Linked DNA regions of Mus musculus: region 2 is linked to region 1. Evidence: chromatin contacts called from ENCODE POLR2A ChIA-PET data. All regions are on one chromosome and are shown on one strand. The core of a region is the stretch at or near the end of the contact, and the rest is flanking DNA. Distances in the headings are between cores, read along the strand shown.

Evidence for each region. ChIA-PET counts read pairs that join two places held with the same protein, here RNA polymerase II (POLR2A).
Region 2: POLR2A ChIA-PET joins it to region 1 with 15 read pairs in embryonic stem cell. The contact joins the promoter of Mpst here to the promoter of Ift27 in region 1. POLR2A ChIA-PET finds 5 or more read pairs at or near these places in 2 of 5 experiments (Patski and embryonic stem cell).

What each region holds. Positions count from the first base shown.
Region 1 is chr15:78,172,674-78,175,786 of GRCm38, reverse strand. Ift27 (intraflagellar transport 27) reads left to right here and starts at 1,706. Exons shown (of 7, transcript NM_025931.3): 1 at 1,706-2,018. The coding sequence starts at 1,985.
Region 2 is chr15:78,405,119-78,408,231 of GRCm38, reverse strand. It overlaps Mpst (mercaptopyruvate sulfurtransferase), which reads right to left and starts at 1,520. Exons shown (of 3, transcript NM_001162493.1): 1 at 1,488-1,520. It overlaps Tst (thiosulfate sulfurtransferase, mitochondrial), which reads left to right and starts at 2,367. Exons shown (of 2, transcript NM_009437.5): 1 at 2,367-2,993. The coding sequence starts at 2,399.

The sequences.
Region 1 (3,113 bases), core at 457-2,956:
CCAAAGACGTGTGTGTGGAGAGCCTGGCTCCCAGAGCAGGGGGTGATCAGAACTAAGGCTTTTAGGGGAAGTGATGAATCTCTGACTTCATTCATCAGTGGACTACAGATCCATTGATGGGTACTGTCTTAGTTAGGGATTTTACTGCTGTGAACAGACACCATGACCAAGGCAAGTATTATAAGGACAATATTTAATTGGGGCTAGATTACAGGTTCCCAGGTTTAGTCCATTATCATCAAGGTGGAAGCAGGGCAGCATCCAGGCAGCCATGGTGCAGGAGGAGCTGAGAGTTCTACATCTTCATCTGAAGGCTGCTAGCGGTAGACTGACTTCCAGGCAGCTAGGATGAGAGTCTTAAAGCCCACACCCACAGTGACACTCCTACTCCAACAGGGCCACACCTTCTAATAGTGCCCCTCCCTGGGCAGAGCATATACAAACCATCACAGGTACCTAATGTGATGGGCTATGGGGAGGTGCCTGGGAAATGGAACCTAGTTGAAAGAGAATGTGACTTTGGGGGCATATCCTGGGAACTATTTCTTCCTTTCCCAACATGAGGTGGCTATATGCTTATATGCTGTTGTTGTTATGATGGTCAACCAAATGGCCAAACTAAACCTTTCCTCCTTTAAATAGTTTCTCTCCGGTGTTTTGCTACAGTAACAACGCCCCGATGCATGGACACTCGCCTACTTCCTGTACCCATGAGTTGGTTTCTATCTTCAGAGTTCCAGAGGTTACATGCCTTGCAGAGCCATATCCCACTTAGTGGCAAAGCAAGAGGGGCTCCCAGGAAAGTCAGGTGGCATTTACCCACCCTCCCCTCATGAGGGGCAACACCAGGATAGCATCCATTCACCCATAACAGAGGAATCCGACTGAGAGAGGCGTGTCCTCCCATCCATTAAGATATCACGTCAAATTAGGCCTATTTTAGATTTTAGTTTAATTTAACTGATACATAACATAAAGTGATATATAGTTACATATGGATATACTGTGTGAGTTTCCATCAGGACCTCGCTCTTTCCCCCTTCCGGAAGGTGCACAGCACGGGTGCTGTCCGCAGTTGTTTGCTGTGCAAGCATGCAGGGCCTTCCTGTCTTCCTCACTGCTCAACGTTGCACATTTTTCCCTCCCCGCTATTTCAGTTTTTAGGGTTCATAACATGCTTGGGCTTTAAAGATGGCATTTCGATTCTGGACGTGAAGCAAAGGTTAGGTCTCCAAATGTTCTTTGCACCCGGGGTCGGGGAAAGATACCAATAACATCCAGGACCCGCGACAGCAGCTTCCTTTACTGCGCAGGCGCCATTTCAGCGGCGTCACCCCTCTCAGTGTGGGCGAATCCATTCCCAGGAAGAAGGGGCAAGGTGCAGCGAATCCCAAACTCTTCGCGATGGTTAAAGCCATGCTCTGGCCAATCAGAAAGCCCCATTAATTCCCGCCTCCGGCTGCATCCTGGTTGGGCTGCGTCTCCAGAGACGCTAGGCGGTGCCCAGCGGTGATTGACAGCATCTAAAGCCATTGGCCAAGCTGAGAGCAGTTAAAGAGCAGAAACCTCTCCGCTTTGTTCCGCGAAGGGAACCGGTTTTCCCCGCCTCCTTCTTCTATTGGGTGCCTGGGGTCTCCGAGCTTTTGAGAGCAACCAATCAGGAGACAATATGGAGGGAGAAGGCGGGTTGATGATGGTTGCCAGGAGCCTGTTTGGCGCGACTCTTGGGACCAGAGGACTAGTGGTTGTGTCTCAACTCTTCTTTGGGCCGGGTCTAAGGCTGGACTTGGAACGGGTTCTGCTCCGCCCCACCGGAACCTTTGCAGGCTGCCTGGGGCCTGAAGCCCTCCGTCCACCCAACCCTAGCACCCGGGCCATCATCCATCCCTCCATCACGGCCTCAGGCCCTGGTGTCAGCTGTCCCCGAATCCTAACCCCCTTTCAGCGTCCCCCACCCCCACGTCTCCGCTAGTACCTGGTTACTATGGTGAAGCTAGCTGCCAAATGCATCCTGGCAGGTGAGTGCTATATGTGTTTGAACGCGTGGTCCCCAGAGCCCTAGCCGTCCTAACTCGGGCGGTTTTGGTTCACCATCGCGTCCACTCTCTGTCTCCCTTAGGAATGGCTGTAGTGACCAACAGCAGATTCTAGAAGGCGCGCGGGGCGGGGGAATGGGCTCCACAGGACACTCCCCCCACCCCTAGGGCACATTTGTAGATGCAGCTGTGTCCCGGTCTCCCTCCCATATTTTGAGACTACCTTCACCAGATAGACTTAACAAACTTGAGCGAAGTACAAGCATGGACTTGTCAGGGGTCAGCGTTGCTGGTCCCACTCACTCTGATGTCAGGAAGATGGGGTGGCGCATCTGAGAGCATTAACTTAGAGATTCCCCGGAAGTAAGATGTTTATTATTGTTGACTGTCAGGGAAATAGCCTGCACAGTGCCCAGAGTGTGGATGAGTATTATATAGATATATACAGAGTGATCTGGTGGTGCTCACACTCGTGGGCTTGCCTTGAGCCAGTCTGAACATTCGGAAGCCTATATGCTTAGCTTGTAGTCTGGTTGACAGCTGAGCACATGTGTCTACCGAGGCGACACTGCAGCCAGTGTCATGTGGGGGTATTTCATTTAACCCTTTTGCCACAGCGCCCCCAGGTAGCTTCTGTGATGTGACCTGATGTGACCGAAGCCCTGAGTGGTGTTGCCATGGGTGAACCCCCAGTGGAAGTCGTACACCCCATTCCCAGATTCGCCTGACTTCTGCCTGTGGGTCAGGAGTGTTGGCTACTTCTTATTGTGACAACTTACTGGACCGGAAGTTGGGAGTTTATTGTGCTCACGGGTCCAGAGGACTGCCCATCATGGTGAGGAAGGCATGGTGGCAAGACTGGGAGGCAGGCTGGCCACGTTAAGTCAACAGTCAGGAAATGGAGCATGAGCCTTGGCTCTCAGCTCTCTTTCTCCCTTTTATTCAGTCAGGGGCTCCAGCCTGTAGAGTGGTGCCACTCACCTTTGGGGGCGGGCCTTCCCGCCTTAATCTAAACTAGAACACTTCTTACAGGCATGTCCAGAGGCTTGTCTCTTCCGTGATTCTTCTTTGTAATCC
Region 2 (3,113 bases), core at 271-2,770, 230 kb before region 1:
GAGTGGGGGAGTGGGGGAGTGGGGGTGGGTGGATTACAAGCATATACCACCATGCCAGACTCCAAAACCCACCTCTTAGTGAGAATAAAAACGTGACTATAGAAGGGCCACCACTGACCCTATAAACAGCTTCTTTGAATGATCATTTAGGGAAGTTGAATGCAAACCTGCTATTCCTTCCTTTACTCTCCTAATGGCCCTTGAGTCTACAGCTGGCCTTAGACTTCCAGGGGGTGGGACTTCAAAGGTCTGAGGTCACTACCCTCCCTGCTTGATTGACAGTTATGACAAAAGACCCCAGGCAGCAGAAAGAGAGTCAGAGAGGCTAGGCTATGAGTGCTCATGAGGGGAAGAGACCAGAAAGAGACTAGGTTTCTTTGTGCTTGAAGGGCCAGGATCCCAGGGGAGAGTAGCTCTCTGGAAGTCCATCAGGACATATAGGACAGGCCCAGGCCATCCTAAGTTAGTGTGAGCCTATATATCCCACCCATGGGGGGTGGGGGTTCGGGCACTGAAGAGCATCTCCCTAACTAGACCCTCCTGGTACCTTCTCTTCCCTACTGTCAAGCTCCAGGTGCAGAGTATGCTGGGAAAATGCTAGACAGTGAATTTTTGCAACACACTGTGACAGTATTTCAGGGTAGGATAGATGCTCAAAAAAACAGGGAGGGGAGTTCAAGAGAAAAGCATTCCAGGGGAACAGAATAGACTAGAGAGGGGGTGTACAGCTGGTTTGCAGGAGCCATGCTCTATTTCCAGATATCTTGCTTATTGGGATTTATATAAATTTACAATGAAGTGGTAAAAACTGAAGCCCAAGACGACAACGACGACTACTACTACTACTAAGCATAAGGCTTCAAGGATGGACAGGTAAACCGAGGCAGCTCCCACCACTTTGGGCTTCAGGTGAGAAATTAGTCCCTTTTCCACTACGTGCCTTGGCACCTCCTGGCTCTACCTGTTTCTCCTGTTGGGAGTTCAGCTCAATCCGGCAGGGTCGTGAAGGCACTCGGCAAGGCGGGCTTCATAAATGCTAGTTTTATTTTTATTCCGTTCTGTTACTTTCTCCTCTTGGGGCATGCTAGATCTCCTCACCACAGCTCCTCTGAATTGCTTTGTTTATTCTCTTGCTCCCCCCCCCCAACTTTCTCAGGAGGCATCAGGTCTTTCCAAACCCCATCCACTCACTGCTACCCACCTGTCTCTTATCCCACACCAACCCACAGACGGCCACAAGCAGCCACGGACAGTCTTCCTAAGGCAAATTAGAGGCGCCCTGGAAACTCTTCTCTCATAGACTGCATCCCCTCCTCCACTCCCGCGTGATACCACGCTATGCACCCCCGGAGAAGCACCCTCTCTCACAGAAAAGCAAGTAGGACGCGTTGGGTAGCAGATACCAGGGATTTGCGCTCCCCGTTTCCCAGCTCCGCCATGTCACCCCCTCCCCACGCCCTCAGAGGTTCCCTCCTTCCGCCACCAACCTGCGGCCAGCCAAAGGGAGGAGACTTGGGCACAGCCCACTGTTTGGGCCACTCCGAGACGTTGCACCTTCCATTTCCCGTACTGCGGGGGACGCAGGCGCCATGAAGCCGGGTTGCGCGCTGCCCCAGTGTCACCTCGAGCTTCAAATAGCCCCCTTTATGTATGAGAAGTATTATACGAGGAGGGGCAAACAAGACTCCCGTGCGAAGACGCAGAAGCTGTTCGGAATCCCGACTGTCTACGAGAGAGGTTTCTCTCCTCACCCCCATGGGAGGCGGTACAATGGTGCGGGCCACTTGAGAACCCTCCCGGCTCCTGGTTTGAACCCTCCAGCTTCTTCGGAGCGCAAGGGCGAGTGCCAGCCCAGCTACTTTTGCGACTGAGTGCAGCGAGCCGCCCAGGATGGAGCCGCTAGCTGGGTCCTGGCGAAAGCAGGGCAGAGTGCCTGGAGCCCTTTCACCGGAATTGGACATTCTAGAAGCCAGAGAACTCTGGCTGCAAGAAACGAAAGCAGAAGGGTAATCAGTGCGCCCGGAGAGGCGACTGGAAGGCCATCTCTGACTTGTGTTTGTTTTTCCCATTCTTGAAGACAGAGTCCTGAGCCAGCCCCTCCCACCAATTTGCTGCTATAGTAATGCACCGAAGCTCTTAGCCACGCCCACCTGCCCTCCTAGGCACCAGAAAGGGAGGGCGCCGGGGAAGTGGGAGGGGTGGAGCAGGCTTTCCCTAGGGAATGTGCCAACCTCTCCCACTGTGAGTCTGGCTCTGAGTGTAGTTACGATTGCACGCTGGGAAAATGTAGTGGGAGCAACAGCCCCGCCCCCTGGGCTCCGCCCACCGCACTCAGCCCTCTCAGGCCTGTCTCTTTCCTGGTTCCCAACCGCGCCAGGTGACTCGCAGAACTGACACTATGGTACATCAGGTGCTCTACCGGGCGCTGGTATCCACCAAGTGGCTGGCGGAATCCATTCGGTCTGGCCGCCTGGGGCCCAGCCTTCGGGTGCTGGACGCGTCTTGGTACTCACCCGGGACCCGCCAGGCACGCAAAGAGTACCAGGAGCGACACGTGCCTGGCGCGTCCTTCTTTGATATAGAGGAATGCCGGGACACGACTTCGCCTTATGAGATGATGCTGCCCAGTGAGGCCCACTTTGGGGACTATGTGGGCAACCTGGGCATAAGCAACGACACACATGTGGTGGTATACGATGGAGATGACCTGGGCAGCTTCTATGCACCCAGAGTCTGGTGGATGTTTCGTGTGTTTGGCCACCGCACAGTGTCAGTGCTCAATGGTGGCTTCCGGAACTGGCTGAAGGAGGGCCACCCGGTGACATCTGAGCCCTCGAGGCCAGAGCCAGCCGTTTTCAAAGCCACACTGAATCTCTCCCTGCTCAAGACCTATGAGCAGGTCCTAGAGAATCTCCAGTCTAAAAGGTTCCAGCTGGTGGACTCTCGGGCCCAAGGACGGTACCTGGGCACACAACCGGAGCCGGATATAGTAGGTAGGTGTTCCAGTGGCCCTTGGGAGGATTGCACAACAAAAGGATGGGGAATCAAAAAACCCCTGGATCCCTCAGGCCCTCTAGGTAGACTTGTCTTTCCATCTGTAAAATGGGAGGGTA